3 separate regions of the Mus musculus genome follow, and regions 2 and 3 are each linked to region 1. The links are chromatin loops, found by intact Hi-C in ENCODE. Cell type or tissue: left cerebral cortex. All regions are shown on one strand.

Region 1 (8,000 bases):
GTTTGCTGGATAGTTTTATGTCTACTTGGCATAAGCTAAAGTCATTTGAGAGGAGGGAACCTCGATTAGGAAATGCCTCCACAAGATCATAAGATCGGCCTGTACACAAGCCTGCAGGGCATCTTTGTAATTAAAGATTGCTATGGGTGTAGAGGCGTGGGAGGGCAGGCATCCCATTGGGTATGGTTCTGGGTTCTATAGAAAAGGCCTGGGCAAGCCATTAAGTAGCACCCTTACATGGCCTCTGCATCAGCTCCTGCCTCCAGGTTCCTGCCTTGTTTGAGTTCTTGTCCTGACTTTCTTTGATGAGAGATATGGAAGCATAAACCAAATGACCCTTTCCTCCCCAACTTGCTTTGGTCCTAGTGTTCATCACAACCTAGCTAAGACAAAGGGGATACATGGCAAGTGTTGCAGGGAGGAAAGGGAAGGCAGGAGGTGTGTGTGTTTGGGGGGGGGGGTGATGGTAATTGTGTTATAACTTTAAATTTTTTTTAAATTTGTATTTAAAGAAATTGTTTCTAGAGATCAATTATAGGTGATTAATTGAGCCTTTAAGTATCTCTTAATTTTGTTATAATTATAATGAACTTATATAACCTTTATAATCATTTTAAAATAAAATTCACTAGTTTAAAAAACAACATCAGTTTATAGTAATATATTCAAATGTGCAGAAAAATGTGAACAAGTGATATAGACAAAGCTATGGGATACTCTATTGTTTGTCTCATAGAAACAGGTCTGAGTCCCCCCTTGCTTCCAAAGACATTTAGCACAGCCCAACTGCACCTAATACAGCAGCTTAAGAATGTGGAAGGAGTTACAGAGACAAAGTTTGGAGCTGAGATAAAAGGATGGACCATGTAGACACTACCATATCCGGGGATCCATCCCATAATCAGCTTCCAAATGCTGACACCATTGCATACACTAGCAAGATTATGCTGAAAGGACCCTGATATAGCTGTCTCTTGTCAGAGTATGCCTGGGCCTAGCAAACATAGAAGTGGATGCTCACAGTCGGCTATTGGATGGATCACATGGCCCCCAATGAAGGAGCTAGAGAAAGTACCAAAGAAGCTAAAGGGATCTGCAACCCTATAGGTGGAACAACATTATGAACTAACCAGTACCCCGGAGCTCTTGACTCTAGCTGCATATGCATCAAAAGATGGCCTAGTCGGCCATCACTGGAAAGAGAGGCCCATTGGACACGCAAACTTTATATGCCCCAGTACAGGGGAACGCCAGGGCCATAAAAGGGGAGTGGGTGGGTAGGGGAGAGGGGGTGGGTGGCTATGGGGGACTTTTGGTATAGCATTGCAAATGTAAATGAGCGAAATACCTAATAAAAAATGGAAAAAAAAAAAGAATGTATTGGAACTTTCTAATTACAGGATAAATGTCTGAGTACCTGTAGAAGACCCCTACCCTTCATCTCCGTCTCTCTCCCAATGTCATCTAAACTGCCACACGTCCACAGCTAGAACTAGCTTAGGTACTCAACTCTTCAAGAGCTCTGCAAAGTTCAAAATAATAACCACAGCTAACACAGTGGCTCATCTAGAATACATCTGAGACAATTAAATGAAATTTCCAGTTGCACTACACAAGTTTGGGAAATTGAAGACCAGGGGTCTTTGAAGTCTGATGAAAGAAAGCATCTTTACCCAAAGCAGCCTGGTGTCTGTCTTCTGAAATGATCGCTGGGGAAAAAAGGAGAGAAAGAAAAAGAGAGAGAGAGAGAGAGAAAGAGAGAGAGAGAGAGAAGAAGGAAGGAAGGAGAGAGAGAGAGAGAGAGAGAGAGAGAGAGAGAGGAAGAAAGAAAGAAAGAAAGAAAGAAAGAAAGAAAGAAAGAAAGAAAGAAAGAAAGAAAAGAAAAGAAAAGAAAAGAAAAGAAAAGAAAAGAAAAGAAAAGACAAGAGAAAAACCAAAACCGGGAGGTGAAATGATGTTTTAAAATGCTAAAAAGAAAATATAAACAAGCAGAGGGGAAATATTTAGAAATCGCAGCTGGGACTGATAATGGAAACTTCTGCCTTTGCTCTCCCATCTGTGCTGAGTGGATTTTCAGTGTGGCGCTCACTCCCTTCCCAGTCCTGTATTTCTTTGTTTAGTCAGTCCAACACTGAACCAGCCCTCCTCAGTGAGTGAGCCAGACTCAGCTTGACCTTGCCATGGTCATGGTCACCGCTCTGATGTCAGCATCAGCCTTGCTCAGCGGAGTACACAGGTCTTGGGATTATGATCCCTGTGAGACCTTTTGATGCCTGAAGCCCATGGGAAAGAGAGGGTAAACAAAGGCACGGGTTTGGCACTGAGAGGGCAGACTCTGCGAGTCTCTTTCTAGTTTCTCTTCCTCCGTGACACCACTTTGTGCAACAGAAGGATTCTTCTCATTCTAGCAAACGCAATGCTTTGAAGCAGAATGAGGCCATCTAAGAACACCTAGAGCTGAAACCAGGTCACCGATTGCGGTCAACTGCTGTAAAAGCTGGCAGGAGAGTGTGCTTTGCAGAGAGACTCACAACGTCACAGCAGAGGAACACACTGTCTCCCCAGGACTGAGAGAACACGCCACAGTCACGGCCACCTGTCAAGAGGCTTTCGGCCAGCAGGTTACTGCCAGGTACAGCCTAGGTGCTTTTCATCATTGGACTCTTCCTTTTGGCGGTACTGACTTTGGAATCAAGTCTCTGATTATTTCAGAACACTTTGTAAAAATCCAACAGCCCTAAACCATCAGTGCAACCAGAGACAACAGGCTGTCCCTGCGTTTCTGGTAATGGTCGTTTCTGCTCTTGCTCGGGTCATCATTAACCCGAGACACTGGCAGAAGCCATCTTAGGATACCCATTGGTTGCATCAAGGATAGTTCTTATTCGTTCCTACAAACCACTGTAATTCTTTTATCACTCTCTTCGATGATTCTTCTAGCACAATGTGTGCCCATAATTTTATTAGTGAGTCAGAGACATCCCAGGGCACGGCATGCTCTACGGCGACTGCCTTATCATGAAGACTCATCATGAACGTCACACTGAATTATGGGACACATGAAGTTTTAACTGAAGCACACAGTCTGACGGTTCAGAAGTCATAACTGCCAAGATGTACAAAAGAAAACAGACATTGTCGCTGAAAATAAGTATTCTCTTTGCCATCCAAATTATCGATTAATGTTATATTCAATGTGAACCTGAATGTTTACTCCTCAAGAATTTCTCTTTATTGCATTTTTAGGTTTACCTAAAATAAGCCACTGTGAAATAAATGTGTGCTATGATACTTAGGCACTTGAGCAGAGGAATCCATATAGCAGATGTACCAGTAGGAGGAGCAAACACTGAATTATAAAGATTGATGCAGAAAATATGTTTGCAGGAGACAGAGTCTCTCTCTCTCTCTCTCTCTCTCTCTCTCTCTCTCTCTCTCATTGTTTTTCATGACAAAGTTTCTCTGTATAGTTCTGGCTATCCTCAAATTCAATCTGTAACCCAGGCTGGCCTTGAACTAGGATATCTGCTTGCATCTGCCTCCTGAAGGTTATGATTAAAGGAAAAATTAAAGGAAAAAAATTCTAACTCTCATAGCAACTAAATTTAAAGCCAACCAGAGTCATTTGTGTCCGTAATCTCAGTCCACAGGCAGGACTATGAATTCAAGGGTAGCCCAAGTTACTGGGTGAGACCCTTCCTCAAACAAACAAAACAAAACAAAACAAACAATCAAAAGACGGTAAAGGGCACAGTTTTTGAAGTGTTGCAAACATGAAACTAAAATACAATAGGTTGAAGCACAATATTCCCATTATGAGCAAAAGAGAAAAAAATCAGAATCTCCACAGGTATGACAAATTACCCAGCAGAAGCTGTAAGGGAACACACGTGGCAATTGTCAGAGAGAGAGAACACGCCTCACTTGAATAGCAAGAATCAGTGTGCCAAGGCTGAGACAGCGGCCACTGAGAAGGGAGGCAGCTGTGCGGAGGAAGGCAGGTTCTTATTTCCATTTCATTTTTCTGGGGTCTCTTTCACAGTTGGCTTCAATTGTGTCTTCAGTTTTTATTTATATTTACTCCAACTTCTGTACATGAATTACCATTTTTAAAAGCAGCAAACTCCTGAAATGTCTAGATTTCTCCACGTTATTTTACAGAGTAGGCTATAAACTCTGTCCACGTTATAATCCAATGCCAGGTAGAAGAAGAGGAAGACGCTGATGGAAGAGAATTAACATCTTTTGGGGGGAAACACGAATTCACGATATTGTGAACACAAAACAGACAAATATAATTGGTGTAGATTTAGCTCTCTGTATCAGAAGGTTGGTGGAGGGATTAAACACTGTGTCGATGCTAGCAGAATGCTCAGATACTTGTTCTGATTTAAAACAATCAAACAAACAAACAAACAGAAAAAAAAAAAAAAAAACCAATCAAAACCCAATCAGGTTTTGCTCAATCCACATAGCGCATGTCGGTACTATGGTTTGCCACCAGAGGGTAGCATATCCTCACTTTTGCTAAGTACACTGCTGGGGTTTGCTTCCATTTTAATTCTTGATTTCCTTTCTCTGTGTCTGTGTCTGTGTCTGTGTCTGTGTCTGTGTCTGTGTCTGTGTCTGTGTCTGTGTCTGTGTCTGTGTCTGTGTCTGTGTCTCTGTCTCTGTCTCTGTCTCTGTCTCTGTCTCTCTCTCTGTCTCTCTCTGTCTCTCTCTCTCCCTTTCTGTATCTCTCCCATCTGCTTCATGCTTACAGCTGCTAAGTACAAACACATCTCATTTGTTCTAGTAACAGTGACTTGAGATAATGCATTCCTCGCCTCTGTAGACATAGGTGACGTTTTATTGGACACACGGTGTCTTTTTGCAGGAACACTGTAGGGCACTTGGTGCTGTTAGAGATGAGGTAACTCACTCTCCACACGCTGCATGCATCTCCTTTTTATGGGACTGCTGCCCTTCAGACAATCACCGTCCTCTCTTCTGTGAGTTTACAATCACTGAGACTGATTGTGACGCTTACTAATCATATAAAAATGCAATGGACAAAACATTCAGATTTCTGCCTTTAATAAACATTTCTACTGTTTCTCCTGGAACTCGCTCTCAAACCAACTATTACTGTGAACATTTTGATCTTTCCTAAGTATCACAAAGAAACGAGGCTCTATGCTCCAGATGCAAATTGTGTTAAATGGAGGGTGTTAATAACACGAAGACTCAATTTTATTAATTTTTAAAATTTAATGCGCAAAAAAACCCAATACAACACTGCAGTGGATATATTCCCTGATTTGTTAGAAATTGTTTTCCTCCTACACATTGTGATTTAAAAGAGAAAAAGTCCTTTAAATTCCATAGGCTACCAGCACATTTTGTAATTTAAGTAATTATGACTTAATGGAACATCAAAGAACATACAAGGAAAAAATCCGCAGGCTTATTTCATCCTCATTAAGTATGAAACAGATTGGTCCTGTGGGGCTTCGCTTTTGTTTTAAATTCCCCGAAGCTTGGGCTGTTTCCCCCGAGCGAATTCTTTACCAATACATATCACCCTCAGCATCGAAGCCTTCCCATCACACCATTGGCATCCACTAAACGATAATAACCCAAGAACTCGGTGTGCAGAAAAGCAATCTAAAGGGCTGAAGAATGAATTACTTGTTCTACAGATAATTGTGTCTCTGCACAAAAGAAACAAGGAAAGGAGGGCTGCTCTCTCTTGATAACAAATAATAGAGGCCCTCCTTTATTTTCTCTCCTATGCGGGCTTCAGGAATGAAGATGGAAATTCCGCGCTCGGCACCCTGGTCCTTGTGCATTATGATTCTGTAAAAGTCCTGCCATTTAGGAAACCCGTCTCTATTTCCGTGGAGATGAAGCAGGAAGGTCAGGCTGAGCTTTAATCAAGGTATCTCCCCTGCTGGGAAAGCAGGATTCCCCTCCCCTCAGGTAGGGACCTTTAATTTAGCTGCTGTTTTTAAGGAATCCTGAAGTCACATCAGAGCCTGACAGTGGCTGCTGCTCACTTAATCCCTGAAGCCGAGAGAGGACACTGATGTTGTCATTGACAATTTACTCTTGCGGTATTTTCCTGCTAAACTGAGGAGGATTTTGTCACCGGTGCGCTCTCAAAAATACATGAAGGACTTGCCCTTATTAAGAGATGCCATGTCAGTTGAGTTCACATTTAGACGGTAACCCTAGCAACCAACAGCCCCCATCTCTCACAGGAAACAAGTAGAAGAAGAGAACTCTTAAGTCACTGTGTTCTGTGAATTAGGCAGAACTCAGCCTGGGGACAATGAATGGCGCTGTCACTCCACTGCATTCAAAGGCTGTCAACTCCTCGACATCTCATCCCTCACTCTGCCCTCCAGAATCCCCCACTGCTCAGAGCATCCCTACACTGCTGTGGCAATCTCTGCCCCTTTTGTTTCGTTCAGAGATAGTCCTTTTGCTCTTCCAGTATAGTCTGGTATTATACCATACATCAATGCTTTGAAGAGACCTAGGTGTCACGTAGTGAAAGCAAGTCACTAATGTGGAACTGGCCATGGCATCTGTTGGTACCACATATAGATATCATAATGTGCTCCACATTAAGTGATAATAGCTGATTGCTTCTTGCCTTGTGATAAGTCCGACAGTTCTTGGGCTACCGTGTTATACATACATGATAGGCACCCTCTCCTCAAAGACTTGGTACTTGGTGTGCCAGTGAAGTTTCTTCTGCAGGGCCAGAGACTCCCACATCCTACTATTGTGCTGGATGAGATGCACTTACAACAGACTCATCAAATTCAAAAGAATTGGAGGTTTCTGCCCTTGCGCATTAGACACATGAAATGGTTTACAATGGCATGGCCACTCCCTGGGAGAATACCTCATTGTTCCTGGCTGCCCTGTGCCCTTGTCAGGCCCCCCTCAACTGTGTTTCTTACTCCATCCTTTCTCGGGCTGGCTCTCTGCAGCCGGCTGCAGGCTTATTCATAGAATGGAGCCATTTCTAAACAGTTTGTGATTGATGAGTGAGAACCAGAAAGGTTTGCCCAGGGAGTGAAATCACCTAAGCAAATTCAAGGATGTTATCCAGGATTGAAGCCTTTCAAATGGGACAAGGTTGGCTAGTAGTTTGGTTCAGAGGTGGAGCATTTGCCTAGTGTTCGGGAGTGTTTGACCCACAGCACCACGAAGGGGGTGTGAGTGTGACTAAAATCTTCCTGATGCCCTCTTTGTCCCTCTTCTTAGTAGCCTCATTCCTAGCAAAATGTCTGCTGTCTGGCTAAGGTAGCTTGAACTGTAGATGGTTCAAGAGATAAAGCAATGGTGCTTCGGGAAACATTGAACAATTATCTCGATGTCACAAGCATTTCTTTCTCAACTTTTGGTTATAAATATGGCCTGCTCCCACGACAGGACAGCAAAGTCTCTTCACACTGCTGAAGTATGACACATCAGCAGAGTATCCTGGAAGCTCCACATCATGACCCAATAGGAATTTGTAGGGGATGTCACACAAAATAAAGGAACAATTAACTATCAGGGCAAAGCAGAGACAGAGACAGGCCTCAGGCTTCTACCTCACCTCTACTTTGTGTTTCTCAATCATTTTCTCACTCTCTAACAAACTCAGTTTCCCTCTCTTCCTTTCCTCTCTCTTCCCTCCCCTCCCCTCCACTTCCCTCTCCTCTCCACTCCTCACTTCCCTTCTCCTCCCTTCTCCTCTCCCCTTCTCTCTTCTATTTTCCTATCCACTCTCAGAATAATTTTCTGTGCTCCTGAGAGCAAGAAAACACAACTAAGGACTCTGAATATTTCTCTGCAGATTCTTCCATCTGAAAACCATCCGAGTCACCTCCCTGGGAAGAGGGTTCAATGCTTTCAATGACCATGTAAATCCCTTAAGCTTGCAACTCTGATTTCAGAAGATGCCCTCAGGTAGCCCACTGTACAACATCACTGGTTGTTGTTGTTGTTGTTGTTTTGTT
Region 2 (8,000 bases), 85 kb after region 1:
AACCTCTAGCAGTTTGTTTACTTCAAGGAGGGCCTGGATTTATAGAGACATTAGCATTCAAGGTCCATTTGTTAATAATGCTCCAAGGTAACTTTGTGTTTTATTTTTTCCAATATGGCAGCTATGATGATTAATTGAATCTTGATGTCAACTTGGTTGAATAGGGAATCAATTAAAAAACAAATGTTTCAGAGCAGATCTATTAGGGCATTGCAAGGAAGGATTCATTGACAGACCTTCTCCCAGAATAGGCATCACTTTCCTGAAGACCTCTGAGGAAAAGACAGTGTACTTACGTACCTGCCTTTGCTTCTTGCTGATGAATCCATCTATTCCATAATGATTGTTGGTGCTGCCATCCTTCCGGGACAGCAGAAACCGGCATCTTCAGCCTTTCAACCTGGACAGAAGATAAGCAGCCTTCTGGGGATCTTCCAGTCCTTTAGCTGGGGCACATACTCTTGTGAATGTAGCAACTACCAGCAAATTCAGCAACTTCTGAGCTCCTCTCATGTAGACAGCCATGCTTGAAGTGCCCAGCTCCTAATCTCATAAAGCCTCTTTTTGTAATATTTATTCATTCTGTTGGGTTTGTCCTTCTACAGAACCTTGACCAATAATGTGGTTATTTGGAATAATCAAAAAAAAAAGCATGACATCTCTTATTATTATTAAGTTGAAGCAAGGAGACAGCACAGCAAAGGAGATGAGGCAGTTCCACTGAGGAACTTCACAATCCTGACCTGTGACCTGACCATAAGATCCATGTTAAAGACCTAAATTACTTTCTGAAACAAACAAACAAAAAAAAAACCTCCTGCCTTTCCTTATATCTACACCTTTCACAATTATGCTAGATGACAGCCACTCAGATTGGCTCTCTGAACCCTGCTTCACTATAACCTATTAGACAGAAATGCAATATCTTTTTAACACAACAAAAATGAAAATCCCACCAAGAAGCAAAGCTTGATAGGGTAAATATTCCCCTAACATTTCTGATTAACACCTCTGATTATTTTTTTCTTAAGTTCAAAGAGCTATTAATAGAAAACAGTAGCACCGTGCAGTTAAGTGCAGCAGATGGCACATAGGAGTGAGCGGTGTGCAATTTACAGTAAACAAATTCTTTATCTTTGACGGGTCATGGGGAGAAGTAAAACGGTCTCCAACTCAATCAGGGAATATGCAAGAAAACACTGACATGCAGATTCACTAATTACATTGAAATATGTTAAAAAGCTACAATTATCCCAATGGATGAAACCTTTTTCCATGAAGATTAGAAAAAACAACCAGGCGTCATGGGCTGACAGCAAGATACCATTTGTAAATGTGCTCCCAGATTGGTTGACACCTGTTTAGAGAAGAGATTCAAATCTTCAGGGCCCTCAACTTGGTTGCCTCTGGAGGCTGGTACACTCCTTGATGGTAAGCGTGAATGTGAGCCATCAGCTGTTTCTAACCAAATATCTGAGGGGAAAGGTAGCAAACATTATCTCCTTCCTTCGGAAGGAGGGGATGATAAATCAAAAGGAAAGAACTCTAAAAATATTAATTTGAAAATATATAATTTCTCAGCTATGAAAAATATAAAGATGCAATCTGAATTATATGAAGGAATTCGTGGACCTAGAAAAACAGAGGAATTTGGACTATGAACCAGCTTGTCAGAAAGATACAAAGACATGCAGATACAAAGGCAGTAAATTCTCAAGTTCAAGAACAAGCTGGGACAGAATGAATTTTGGACCAGGAGTAATCAGAATGGTAATTTCAGGACCATTTCCCACCCATCTAAGTTTAGGAAGATGTGCATATCTCTGAATTCATTTGTGATGAAAAAATATATATTTACTGTTCTTTTCCTAAGAGTTAAGGGGTTAAGGTCAAGGAATGCTGATTTATGGGATGATCAAAAGGGAACCTGGAATAAGTAACTGAATTGATATATAAATTTAAAAACAAAACCAAAACTGGGCTTTCAGTCTGCATGAGATGAGCCAGCAGAAAGTGTTTGCAGTTCCTTAGAATTTTCTCTAGTGAAAGCTGAACTGTCCAGAAATCTCTGGAGAGCAACAACAGCTCTTCAAGAATATTTCTCTTAGCAGAATTTCTGATTTTGGTTGGAAAAATCCATGGAGAACTAGTACGACTCTTTTTAAAAATTTCCATAGCTCTTTTAGAACTTTTTAAAACAGGATTTCTGACCTTGGTTGGAAATCCCAAGAATTGCTTAGAGAGTGAATACAGTACTTTTATGTTTTCTGGCCTTCTGATTTTGATCATAAAACCCAAGAATTACTTTTAGAATTTTTCTAGTAGTATTTCTGACTTGGTCAGAGAATTTTTTTTATCAGCTTTTCTGACTTTGTCAGAAAACCCATGAGCTATCCAGAGAGCTTTTTGAATTTTTACTGCCAGAGAGAGCTGTCTTAACCAGAGAGGTATTTTTAGAATAGCAAGAAAAACCCATCTGGAGCAGAACACAGACACAGAGTGAGAGAGAATAGTCTGACAGGCTGTCTCAAGCATAACACTCACATACCACACACACACACACACACAGAGAGAGAGAGAGAGAGAGAGAGAGAGAGAGAGAGAGAGAGAGAGATTTGAAAAGCCATCTCATGCAGAACATAGGCTATCAGCTTGCAGCTGGGCAGCTGGTCCTTGGCAGGTATATGTTCCCAATGGTTCTATGCTCAAATAGAGAGTAAGGCTTATTTATTAGCTCTGTTCAAAGCCTTATGCACTCTATATGCTTTTGTAAGTAAGGCATTTTAAATATCAAAATGAGAACTTTCACTCTGTGTGACTACACTGGGAGTATCACCTGACTTCTATATGCATTCATTACAGGGGTGGGGGTGGGGTGGGAAATAGTGCAGATAAATTCACTTTTATAGACATTTTAAATTTCCCTCCGTTGTAATTTTGGTGTAGAATAATGCTTCAAATTCCTATGGGCATTAAATACCATGAATATCTTCATATTGGGAAGAAAAGAATTCGCATTAAAAAATGTTCATTTTGGCTGGAGAGGTGGCTCAGCGGTTAAGAGCACTGACTGCTCTTCCAGAGGTCCTGAGTTCAATTCCCAGCAACCACATGGTGGATCACAACCATCTGTAATGGGATCTGATGCCCTCTTCTGGTCTGTCTGAAGATAGCAACAGTGTACCCATATACATAAAATAAATAAATAATTTTTAAAAATGTTCATTTGTAAACAGATCTACATAGGAGACTGTGTAGTCACAGATGGCTATGAAATTTTTATGTGGGGCTATTTAAACATGAGATGTCCTGCAAGTGTCAAATACATGCTGTGGTGGTTTGAATAAAAGGCCAATAAGCAATGGCACTATTAGGAGGTTAGAGTAGGTGTGGCCTTGTTGGAGGAAGAGTGTGTCACTGGGAGGTGGGTTTTCACTTTTTAGAAGCTCAAGGCACACCTAGTGGCTTACTGTCTCTTCCTGCTGCCTGAAGATCCTGTGAAGAACTCTAAGCTACTTTTCCAGCACCATGTCTGCCTGCCTGCTGACATACTTCCTTCCATGACAATGATGGACTAAACCTCTGAAACTGTAAGAAAGGCCCAATTAAATATTTTCCTTTAGAAAATTTGTTTGGTTATTTTGTCACTTCACAGCAATAAAGCCCTAACTAAGACACATGCTATCTTCAAACACTCATTTCTTTAGAAAGAAAACAAAATATTTCTTTACAATGATTTATATCAACTCAACATTGAAATAGGTTTAGGAACACTGGGTTAAATACAATATTTAAACCAATACTAAAATTAATTTTCCGCTTTCCATTTCTTTAATATAGTTATCAGAAAATTTTTAAATTTTAAATTGTGTATATGATTTGTTATGTTTCTATTTGAAAAAACCTATGAGAGAGTAAATTGTGCTACATTTATATATTATACCATTGTTTATGTTAATAATAACTCAAATACCTAGCCATCAAAAATAATAAAATCTTTATTTTTTACAATAGTTTCATAACTATGCCATTTTTATTAATATTTACCAATAATCACTAATATTTATTAAGTGTCCAGGTATTGTGCAGAGTACTATACAATTTGCATACATTATTCCATGTACTCCTAATTAGCTTACTAAGGATTCAAAAGAATATAAATGAACACCTACACTTAGCAGCTCTTTATCTGTGTCTGAGCAAAGCTAGGCTTGGACATTTTTCAGTTTGTATTCTAAGAAATGTTTTCCTTTGCCCTGTATGGCAACCCCTGCCTGCCACCCCTCACCAACCTATTTAGCCATTCATAAGGAAGCTTCCAAAATAAATACCCAGCCAGCCCAGGAGTAAAACCTTTCTGTTGAATCTGTGTATCACTTTTATCTTTTCTGTTTCAGAAAACAGTGGGTTTATAACAGTGTTGCAGATTGTCCAAATAATGGGAGCTAAGCTTAATGGAATTATGAGAAAATTGCCAATGCAATATCTGAATTAAAAATAATTCCTTATTGGGCGTTTCTTTTGGTGTAAGCTTTTGGCTCCAGTTGCACTTTTCCCTATTTTGAGACATATACTTTCAAGTTCCTACCTTTACTGATTGGCTGATGGCCGATGTGAAACTCACTGTGCCAGCAGCATACACACACAAGCACTTTATTTCTACTCCAAGACTACTTACAAGTAGTCAAATAATTCTCCACCTGCAAAAGGTAGTCGAGGAGATATATACCTTCTAGTATGTTAAATCACAGGTATATTTTGACAATGTATTGAAACATCTGGAATACTTCTTTTTACTAGTAGGGTGCAGAAACACCCACATTATGTTAAACCATACAAAAAGTTCAGGAAAATAGTACATTGTCAGCATTAATAGGAATAAAACAAATAGCTAAATTATATTAATTTTGTTCTAGCAGTAGAATTCCTTGTGTAGCTTCTGAATGTTTTCTGTGTTTAGATTAATTAATCCCATAAATGTATTCAATCAAAACCAGTATTGTCCTTGCTATTGATTTTAGGCCAATAGCAATATCAGGTCAATACTGCTAAGAATTTTACTAAAACATCTTATTTGAAAGTATCTTCATGATCTTCTAAGTTCCATATATTATCTCAGAGTGTGAGAAGTCTGAGATCTAACAAGGGTGTAACAATACCTTTTTAGATTAATAAAATCAATATATTGACTTTTCCTAAGTAGCATCATTTCAGAAATGCATAACTGCAGCCCTGAAGATCTCTAGGATATGCTCAAAGAAGGAACATGAAAAATACACAAGACGTGTCCTTCTAAAGAACTGCTCAGTTTGTTTTAATTATATGAACTGGACATCACTTTTTATTTAGGAACATATATGTGTACACACACACAAATGCATGCAATAACAGCTAGTGAAAAAGGAGGCATAAATCTGAAGGAGAACTGGAAAAGAGTTTATGAGGTTTATGTCAAGGACCAAACCCCAGCTTGGAGAGAGGTTCTGAGAAAAGTAAAGCAATTGACTCAAAGTCAAATCCTGGGTCCAAGTTGGCTGCCTATGCTCTACTAGAGACAGTTTTTCAGCCTGCTTTTTCTCTGATCAGCTTTCTCTGGAGATCTCTAGACAGTTCTCTCTGTGTTCTGCCAGAGAAAGTTCTCCAAGCAGATCTTTCTTGCTATTCTAAAAACTTCTCTGGATAGCTCATCTCTTGCAGATCATAAGCCCAGTTTTTTATTTTACATATCAATTCAATCTTTATTCCAGGTTCCCTTTTTGATTATCCTATGAATCAGCATCTCATGACCCCAGCCCCTTAATTCTTAGGGAACAGCAAGCACATATTTTCTTTTAACATTGCAAAAGAGGTCTGCTTGCCTCTGTTCTTCACAGACAATAAGCTAGCTGGGTAGGATCCTATCCTGAAATTACCATTTCTACAACACCTGGGTCTAACTTTGCTCTGTCCCAGGCTGATCCTGAACTTAACAATTTGTCTGCCTGTGTAAGGAAAAAAAAAAGAAAGAAAGAAAGAAAGAAAGAAAGAAAGAAAGAAAGAAAGAAAGAAAGAAAGAAAGAAAGAAAGAAAGAATGGAAGAAAGAAAGAAAAAGAAAAGACCTTAGCTGAATGGGATCTCCTGTGATCACCACTCGATAAACCTCATTATCTCCTTCCTTCCTATCTTTCTGACAAGTTGGCTCATAGTATAGTTGCCTCTGTTTTTTTTTTTTTTTTTCAGATTCCTGATGCCCCTCATATAATTCACATTGCACCCTTATATTTTGCATAGTTGAGAAATTATGATTTCAACCTTGTTTTTAGAGTTCTTTTCCACTGCCTTAAGGGCTATCCTGAAGGTTCCAGGGTTTATGATTCTCATAGGACATTAGCCATACCTTCACTTCCTGGACTCCTGCTGTCTCTGATTATCATGGAGTCATGATGTTAACACAGAGGACATTTCTTAAAGGAAGAATGTAAAATATGTAAATTATCATACAAACTAGCCTTATGCCCATGGCAGCCAACCACACTCTTGGAGGCCCATGTCTGCTGGCCCAGTCCCAGGGGCAGGAACCATGTCATTCTCTCCTCTATCCTCAACAAGGCTATGCCAGACCCAACAGGGTTTGAAGGGAGGAAAGGTAGAAATGTTATAATCGAATTATAATTTCAAAAACTAAAAACAAACAAACAAACAAACAAACAAAAAACTAACAAAATACATAGTTTAATAGTGAAGTAGAGACCATACGACAAGTTGAACTGAAAAGCAGGGATAGCTCTGCAAACATATGACTTAAGTTACAAGGCTTCGGAGGCAGGGCTTGGTCAATAGAAACATAGAGACAATTGAAAGAAAAACTGACAAAAGAAAAGACTCCATTTTCTTTGTCCACTGGAAGACAAAGTTGGATGAAATATAATGTAAGAAAATGTAAGAAATCAACAAATGACTTAGCTTTAGTCTATGTTGTAAAATGTCTTGAATGCTAGATGATGAATGTATACTAGTTTGACAAGATTCAAAACTATCAAGGGAGAGAGGAAAATGTTGTGTAAGCAAGATAAACCCACTAACATAACCGTGGATCTGTCTGAGAAGTCAAATTAAAAATAGAACGAAAATGAGATCTCATCTCCAGTAGCAAGCCTGAAATCTGCAGAGGAGAGCTTACAGATAAACAAGAACTACAGGATGTGGAGAGTGCAAGAGGAAGCCCATCTGGAAGAGTGGGATGTAAAATTCTGAACTGACCATTAACACGTAGGTCAAAACTGTGGAGAGAGTGGAATCTGATTTTTCTCATTTGCTAGTTTTACCAAATTCAGGAAAATACATAAAAATTATGAAATATTTGCTATTTCTAATTATTTACCACCTTAAATATGGAGTACCTTATAGTAGCTTAAATTATATAACATGAAACAATTACTTAAAAATAGTAAGTATACCAAAGCACACAGGAGACACAGGGACACTTGAACTAATTACTATTTTACTGTTTTCATTCTTACCTAGCAGAATTTGTCCTTTGAAGAGACACAGTGCAATCTCTCACAGCAGGTATGAGTCACTTTGATCTTGACTTTAAAACAATACTGTCATCACTTCTCAGAAACTCCACTTCGTTCCATATTGCTTTTCTAAAACGTATCCAAACACTACAAATAAGAAAACGAGGAATCTACTAAGTCATTTAGAATTGTTTCTATTCTATTAAAGCATTTATAGTCTTCATCAGAATTGTTGTTGACATTCCACTGAGATTTTTAATATTTTTTATTTTAAGATAAATATATAAAAACTTGGTTTTTTTTTAATTGATAGAATAATTATACAGTCATGGGACCTCAGTGTGATAAATTGACATGTGCACTCACGTTCCACAATCCATTCAGGGTAATTAGCATATCCATCATATCAAACATATACTGTTGCTTTGTAATGGGAATATTCAAAATCCTCTCTGCTAGGTATTGTGATGCATTTTAGTAAATCATTAAATATAGTCGCC
Region 3 (8,000 bases), 340 kb after region 1:
ACACTAACTAAATAACCCATCAAAATCTAGTTAACTCCCGTTATATAGCAAAGAAAGGAGGAAAGGCCAGGACACCCCAAGTTTATATTAATAATAAGATTACTAACTGCTCACATCTTCAAAAGCATTCAATTTAGATAAAAAATAATAATAATCATCTCTAACCCTAGGCACAAATCAAATAAACTATTTATCTAAGCTAAACCACATAATTTCCAATATTGGGCTGGTTTAGACCTACAAAAATAAGTCACTTGTATATGGTTCCACCTAACATTTCTATATATGGCTTTTCTGGAGGTCATTATTTTAATTTAAACTGTGCCCTAACTGAGGGCATATTTATTTATTGTCCTCAACCAACTATGAGAGGAAATAGTGCTGATCTAGCATACATTAATATCTCCTCTCTGAACACCAACACATCTGAGTCAAATGGAAAAAGAAGACTCACCTGCCATTGACTATTATTTAAAATAAAATCATATTCCACTAGCTCTTTTTCACAGTAACATGCAGAAGCTACAAAAGTAAACTTATGACCTGAAATCTTAGCTCACATATACTCGCCAGGAGCCAGGGCAGTAGACGAATGGGGATTATATGTTAAGAGGCAACAAATAGTATGAAGTTTTTAGTTCTTTTAGGGATCAAACATTTGCCAAATATAACGTCCCTTCAACATCTTCAACATCCCTTCTGGAACCTTGGCTTGGCTTAATACCATACACTCTTTTTCAGGTAGCTTATAAACTTATCTTTGGACTATTTCATCCCTCAGAAAGAGAAATGTCTGGGAATGACTCCACCTTAATAAACAAAACAATAAAACTATCAAACCAGGATTTATTGAAACCAAACCACTTTTGAACATTTACAGAACGTAAACGTCGGAGTTTGTTTCATTGATTCCTATCTTTTAAACGGTAGCAACTTCTCATTTTAAACCTCACCTATGCACCAGTACTACCTTTCAGCAAAGAATACTCCTGTTAGTCAACCCTAGGAAGAAGTCATTTACCTCCTTTCCCTTTCCTTGTTTTCCTTCTTTGAAAGTACCAAACCTCAGTGAATCAACTACATAGGAGATAAAGAGCTGCAACGTGAAGGTTAGAAAACAGTTAATCGAGGTAATTTTTTGAGTGTTGACGGCTGGCGTGAACTCATTAGTTGCCACAATTGCCAGGCCATTTTGATTTGAGATTCTATCAATCCACTTTTAGCGTAGTCGGACCCACTGGCTATCAGTTTCTGAAGAACGTCATGAGCAGTCCTTTAAACTCAGTTCCTCTATGACTGTGAAGGAGTATCTCCTACATGAGCTATTATAAAGTTAAACGAGATTCTGTAGCAAATCACAATGCAAACTGTCTGCTGATGCTGTTAAGAGTAACACAATCCAAGGAATTTTTTGTTTGTTTTCTAAGACAAGGTTTGACTCTGTAGCCCTGGCTGCCTTCCAACTCGCAGAGTTCCTCCCCACTGCTAGGATTAAAGGCATGTGCCAGGAGTACCTGGCTGATGCAAACTAATTTCATCTCTTCTCACCACCTTTAAAAAGAGAGGTGAGAGTGTCGGAGAAAAGGAGCAAGACGTTCCAAACTCTCAGACTGCCTGATGGGACGGTAACATGTCAGAGGGGCTGGTGCATGATGGGATATTAAACTATGTCAGACGGACTGCAAGTGTGGTCTAGCAGCAGAGCCTGTGAAAGGCCCTGCGTATGCTCCCACTGCTTCAAGATAAGAGCCTCAGAAGAGCTGAACTCAGACAGGCTTTTATCTTATACTTTATCTAAATGTTCATCAATGGGAGCGAAATACAAAAAGGTCTTAATGTTCAGGTGTCCACTGATGCTTTGCAGATACAACAGCCTGTATCATTCTGTTTCTCGGGTTGCCTTAACTGAAACTTAATACATTAAGTACACAGAAGAAGAATGCACAAAGAAAACCTCTAATGTTCCCTCTCTGCTTTTAAACTATGTGAACATACAAGTTCACCACCTCTTCACATCACTAACTGGAATAAGCAAGCACTCAAGGCACTGGGCCACGGTACCTGCTGTTTTAAAGCACAAGGTTTCCTTGGGCTTCATTGTTAGCGAGCTCGTGCACAAAAAGAACTCCCCTAAGTATGCCTAGGGGGCTGATATGGGAGTAACACTGCGCAAGAATATTGTGGTCCATATTATTCATAATATACTCTTCTACATCTGGGGTACCTCAAGTCTTCACTCGAGTATATAAGCATAAATATAGTTTAGGGTATAGATTGGGAAAAATGTTTCTCCTTTTTGAATAAGGCTTCCTCCCTACCAGCTAACCATCTGAGTAAATCTGGACGGAAGCAGAAGCCATAGTAGGTTCTAATGAGAGGTTCTTAGGTTAATGTGAGAAATTAAATGACCAAAATAAATGGTTTGTGTGCACAGTAAATGAACATTTTAATCAAAAGTCTCAAAAAAAAATTAAAAAGTTAAAAATGCAGTGAACGGCAGAAAGCTGTGAAAGGGAGAGAAAGCAAACATTTACCTGAAGCATCTCCAACTTTAAAATCACTGTCATCTGAACTATCATAATCAAGAGCTTCCAGGAGAGAAGCGGCCAAAGGCTTCACCTGCCTCCTCTTGGAGCTGCGATCCACTGTTAAGAGAAAAAATTACAATCATTTTACAATCTCACCAAACAGGGAGAACTGTGATGCTGGGGGAAATAGAAATGACTTCGTGCACTGCACGGAATCTCCAATTGACTTCTCCACACTGAGCTTGGTGGGAAAAGTTGGGTTTGGGGGCGCTGGATGCAGAGAGCCTGGCTGCCCCTGACGTTAGGCCAGGACCAATGCAAACAGCCCACATCCTCGCAGACCCCCGCCTAACTTCTGACCACTCGGTAATCCCTCACTCAGACAACGTACGGCCACGCACGCTATCTCGGAAGCCAAGGGACCACGGAGCAGCTTCCAGCAAGGGTCCGTCTGTCTGTCTGTCCTGCAGGACCCACCCGGCCCTCCCTGCTCAGCACCGCCTGACTTGAAAGGAGAAGTGGCGCGGGGCTGAGGCCTCGGAGACACTTACTAAGGAATCCGTGAGGTGGTCGTTTGGAGAGCTAGGGAAGGCTGCGAGAGGCAAGGCAGCAGGGACGCGCAGAGGACCAAGGAGACCGGTCGGAGAGCAGCTACCGAGGCAGGGCGCTGCGCCGACCGAGCAGGGGCGACCCCGGGGGTGGGCTACTGTCCCTCCCCACGCCCCGCGCCCGCCCGCCCGCCCGCCCGGCGCCCCTTCCCCCGCGCTCCCCGGCCAGGGGCGCTAGGCCCGAACCGGCCGCCCTGCGAGGGGAACTGCCCCGGTAAAAACTGGAAATAAAAAGAAAACTTTATTAGCCTGCACCAGAAGCAACAAAAGACCCAGAATTTGCACAGCGGAGGGCCTTCTGTCAGAGACAATAGGGAGAACAGCGACCCGGATACAGCTCCGACAAGGAGGAAGTGAAAGCCGCCGCGGAAACGCCGCCCTGGGCAGCCGAAGCTGAGGGCGCATGCGCGCACTCGCTCCCTCGCCGGAACTCAGTAACTTTAAGAATATTCACAGATTCTCTAGTTCCATCCATCTGCCTAAGAACTAGTCATTGCTGGTGGGAGTGAAAACTGGTACAGCTACTATGGAAATCAGAGTACAGGTTCCTCACGAAGCTGAGTCTCCATCTACCTCAAGATTCGACTATAACACTTGTACTTCCTAGTTTTGTGTATCAACTTAACACAAGCTGGAGTAATCAAAGGAGCCTCCCTTGAGGAAATGCCTCCAAGAGATCCAGCTGTAAGGTATTTTCTCAAATAGTGATCAAGCACTGAGGGCCTAGCCCATCATGGGTAGTGCCATCCCTGGGCTAGTATTCTTTGATTCTATAAGAAAGCCAGGGGAAGAAAGACAGTAAACAGAACTCCTCCATGGCTTCTGCATCCACTTCAGCCTCCAAGTTCCTGACCTGCTTGAGTTCCTGTCATGACTTCCTTTGGTGATGAACAGCAATGTGCAAGTGTAAGCTGAATAAACCCTTTCCTCCCCAACTTGCTTCTTGGCCATGATGTTTTGTGTACGAATAGAAACACTGACTAAGACACCACTCAGACGTTGATATTTGCTCATTCATGTCCATTGCTGCTCTCTATATAATCACCAAAATTTAGAAACATTATAGATGTCCATAAGCTAATGGTTGAATAGTGAAAATGTTTTATAGTTACACAATGGAATATTATTCAGCTGTTAAGAAAAATGAAATTTGCAAGAAAATGGACAAACATAGCAAAAATTATCCTGCGTGAGGTAACTAGGACTCAAAAAGACAAATATTCCATTTTTCAAAGTTAGGAACATAAGTTAAAAAGAAAAGAAGAAAGACAACTATTTTGTGTAACTCCAGTAAGTAAGTAAGCCTCAGAAACAAGGCAGACAGGAGCCAAGCCCAGGACTGGCTTTAATAGGCTAATGAACGAATCTGAAGGTGAAGTTAAGATGCTAGTGAAAAAAAAGTCTAATGGGGGTGGGAAATATAGAGAAGACAACTAACACTAAAGACCCCTTCAAAAAATATATGGAAAAACTGTTTACCACTCTACAGGGGCCTGGGATAACAGAACCTAAAAAGAAGGTAGACTAAGTTCTCATGCAATAGCTAACTTTATTCAGAACATCAGAAAATTTAAACTGTAAGAGTTAAGAATCACAAGAGTAAAGAGTCCAATTGCAAGGAAAGCTGCACATGTCAAAAATGTCTTTTCCTTGGTGGTAATAAACAAATAACAATAGTTAGCTGTGATGGATAAGCTGAAATAAACTCACTCCTATTCACTACACCTGGGAGGAGCACGAAGCAGTCCAAAAGCAAGTTCTGTGTTCTGAAGAAACTGAGCTCCAAGACTCTTGTCTTGTTGTCTTATAGTCTCCCAAGCACTCAGAATTCTCTTCACCAATTCTCCTCACTAAGAAAACAGCATTCTGGGGACTGTGTTACAACAGAAATCTACAAGCATAGAGGCTCTTTAAAGCAAATACAATATGCAAGGAAATGAAATAGAATATATTTACTCCCCCATATACTGGGGGAGACAATGCCTCAACTAGATAGCTTATCTCACCAAGTGAAAACTCCAGTGCTACAAATGGGTTCTCTCCTGTTGAGTCACTGGACAGATTCCATACAACCCTTCAAGTATCACAGACTATTGTTACTTGATCTCTACAACCTGATAGCAAATCCCTACTGCTGAAGACACTACTTATATTATTGAACATTAAACTGGTGCTCAACTAGAAGTTCCATCCCTAATGGCTAAGGTTAAGGTGCTCTGCACACTATGAGAGGACGAGAAACGTAATCATCAGCACCTCCCAAGCACAAACACTGAGATCTGGCCTCAGACAAAGCAACCTGCCTCCAAGATATGCTGGTGCAGTAGTGGCACAAAGGTTACAGGAGTAACCAACCACATTTGATTGGAAGACATCCATATAAATAAACCACAGTACTCAGTATTACTAAGAGGAAAAAAGAACATAATACAAATATGGCAAATCTTATATTGATATTACACAAAGGTTTGAATGAAACCAATTAAACTCATTTATTTATTCCACAAATACATGTTGAATGTCAGTATGTTTAGAATGGGAAATGAAATGTTTTGAAAAATTGTGAAATTTATAGACATCAAATCACCGAATGCAATGAGGAGGAAACTCTTCAAAGATATTTTCATTGAAACATATTTAATAAATACCATATATAGCAATTTAAGGAATGTACCAAAATGATTATTGTCTTTTCCCAGCCACAGGTTGAGATACAACTGAATATATAATCAAGTAAATTACTGTTTGTTACTCTGGACAACCAGAGAAAGAATACACACATTCAGAGAGGAGGAAACACAAAGGAAAAGCATTCTAGAGCAATTTATATTTATACTCATACACAAAAAGTTTAAGTATGCATCTAAACTGGGGTGGGTGTCAAGAGTGAAGGGAGATGTTTTTTAAAAGTACAGAAATTCCCAGGGCTAAGAGCATGTTGAAAAAATCCGATTGGCACACTAATATGTTTAGGTAATAAAAAAGAAATAAAATTTTACCCTATAAAATAAAGATTTATTTGATATGGCTTGGCTCAAAAAGCAGGGAAATTGTTATTGCCAATAAAATGAAGATATTGTAATGAGAAATAATTAGTTAAATTATCACATGTGATTATTGATCACAGTCTACGGGCAACAAGTACTTCTTCTAATAGACCATCGAGATGGAGCAAAAAATAAATAAATGGCCTGAGATGAAAGCAATGCCAAGAACAGCCAATATGTATATTTAAATATAATAAATAAATATTAAATGTGTATTTAAATAGTGTGTGTGTGTGTGTGTGTGTGAGTGTGAGTGATGAGCAAAAGTTCAGAGTTTTAAATTCATTGTCAAGAAATACAGCTTCTCTGTTACTCAAAACTAGGATTTCTCAGTGTAGGCACCATGGATACTTTGGGCTAAATAATGTAGTGTAGAAGATGACCCTGTGTCTGTAGATGATCCAGCTTTTTCCCTCTAGCAACAACATGCCGAAGCAGCTCACCTTTATTCAAGTTGTGATATCTAAAAAGTTTTTGCCAAATGTCCTTTGAAAAGAAAAGCCAACAGTGGTAACCTCATTCATGCCTCTAACTGAGAATCGGTGTTCTAATAAAATCATTGAGCAATGCCAACAGCCAGTGATCTTGAATCCACAGGTTGAAATTTTAGACAAGTCTGTGAGCATTGAGTATATCGATTGGTAAGGAGGCTATCTGAAGAATTGAGAATAGGTTGCAACATCAAAGACTTCTCTTTGTCAGTGTAATTAGACCTTTCCTTTTTGTCGAAATTGGACTCATATCTATCCTGTTCATCTGTATCGGTCTCAGAGTCTCTTGGAAATGGGACTGCAGATGTGATTTGTGTTTGGCCCTAAGAAGAGATTTGGCAACAGAAGCCGACAGTAGCTAATCACCTGTAGTGTAGCAGCAAACTGTAGTACAGAGAAGCTGATCTTATTATAGACATTTTAATGCAGGGGCTTTTCTAAGTTATAAAGACTTTCCAAAGGATGCTATGCTGGAGAGTTAAATGTCACTTTGGCACAATGTAGAGTCATCAGAGAGGAAGAAGTCTCAACTGAGAAAATGCCTCCATATGATTGGGCCAACTGAGGTGGTAGTCCTGGGTTCTGTAAGACAGGAGGCTGAGCAAGTTATATGCAGCAAGTCAATAGAGCACCCTTCCATGGCTTTGCATCAGCTCTTGCTTCCAGTTTACTGCCCTGTTTGATTTCCTACCTTGACTTCTTGCAATGATATACTATGGTCTGGGAGCAGAAGCCAAATGAGCCCTTTCATCAATCACTTGCTTTGGTTAAGGCTTTCATCACACCCAGAACCAGCAATTTCTTGGTTCTCTGGCTTCGTCTCTGGTTTGTAAAGTATCTGGGAAGCTGTTTGAAGGTACAGAGACTTGGTGACGTGTTTATTCCCAGGAGGACTCTCAGCTGCTGCTAGATTTTGCACCTCCAATGGTACTAAAAAAAGTATCAGCTTAATATTTAAACTTTATAAAGGTTTCTTCTTTATGGCCAATAGAAAAACAAAATTGTACCACACTTTCTGGCATTTATAAGAAGGATGACCCTTCTTTCAGGGTCCATCCAAATATGCTCCATTTCTTCATGAATCTTTATGAGAGAAGTAAATATTTAAATATTTATCTGTGCTTATGACTACCTTTAGATGTACAGAATGTGTTTTACTAGGATTGACTTAGATCTCCATATTTCCACAAACTATTTCTTAAGGACATCTAAGCTGTTTCTATTATACTCTAAACAATATTTCAGCTCCAATTCCAAAGCCACCTTCACATATTCAAGCATCTCTTCCAACAGTGTCCAACTTAGGACTGTCAATATGTACACTAG

What was found. Hi-C counts contacts between places; a loop is a spot of excess contacts. Peaks named below come from ENCODE experiments on the same cell type or tissue, not always from the same donor. Only the 100,000 strongest peaks of a DNase experiment are listed, where the experiment ranks them.
Region 2: a loop joins it to region 1, with 2.5 times the contacts of the local background. A loop is called at or near these places in 2 of 42 quality-filtered maps.
Region 3: a loop joins it to region 1, with 2.3 times the contacts of the local background. A loop is called at or near these places in 4 of 42 quality-filtered maps.

The regions. Positions count from the first base shown.
Region 1 is chr6:12,257,385-12,265,384 of GRCm38, reverse strand. No RefSeq gene overlaps it. Among named protein-coding and RNA genes, the nearest start is that of Gm35961, 94 kb to the right of the region's middle. In left cerebral cortex, a CTCF peak has its summit at 4,495 (motif pointing right); DNase peaks (open chromatin) are centred at 4,240, 4,560, 4,832, 6,014 and 1 more place; H3K4me3 peaks cover 462 bases.
Region 2 is chr6:12,172,697-12,180,696 of GRCm38, reverse strand. It overlaps Gm35961 (a long non-coding RNA gene), which reads right to left. Exons shown (of 6, transcript XR_377345.3): 2 at 7,501-7,647; 3 at 301-400. Among named protein-coding and RNA genes, the nearest start is that of Gm35961, 9.0 kb to the right of the region's middle. In left cerebral cortex, a CTCF peak has its summit at 3,180 (motif pointing left); DNase peaks (open chromatin) are centred at 2,127, 2,478 and 3,143; H3K27ac peaks cover 524 bases.
Region 3 is chr6:11,921,372-11,929,371 of GRCm38, reverse strand. Phf14 (PHD finger protein 14) reads right to left here and starts at 3,491. Exons shown (of 18, transcript NM_001168382.2): 1 at 3,080-3,491; 2 at 2,535-2,645. The coding sequence starts at 3,080. In left cerebral cortex, no CTCF peak of the experiment used is centred here; DNase peaks (open chromatin) are centred at 2,853, 3,047 and 3,538; H3K4me3 peaks cover 2,092 bases; H3K27ac peaks cover 1,555 bases.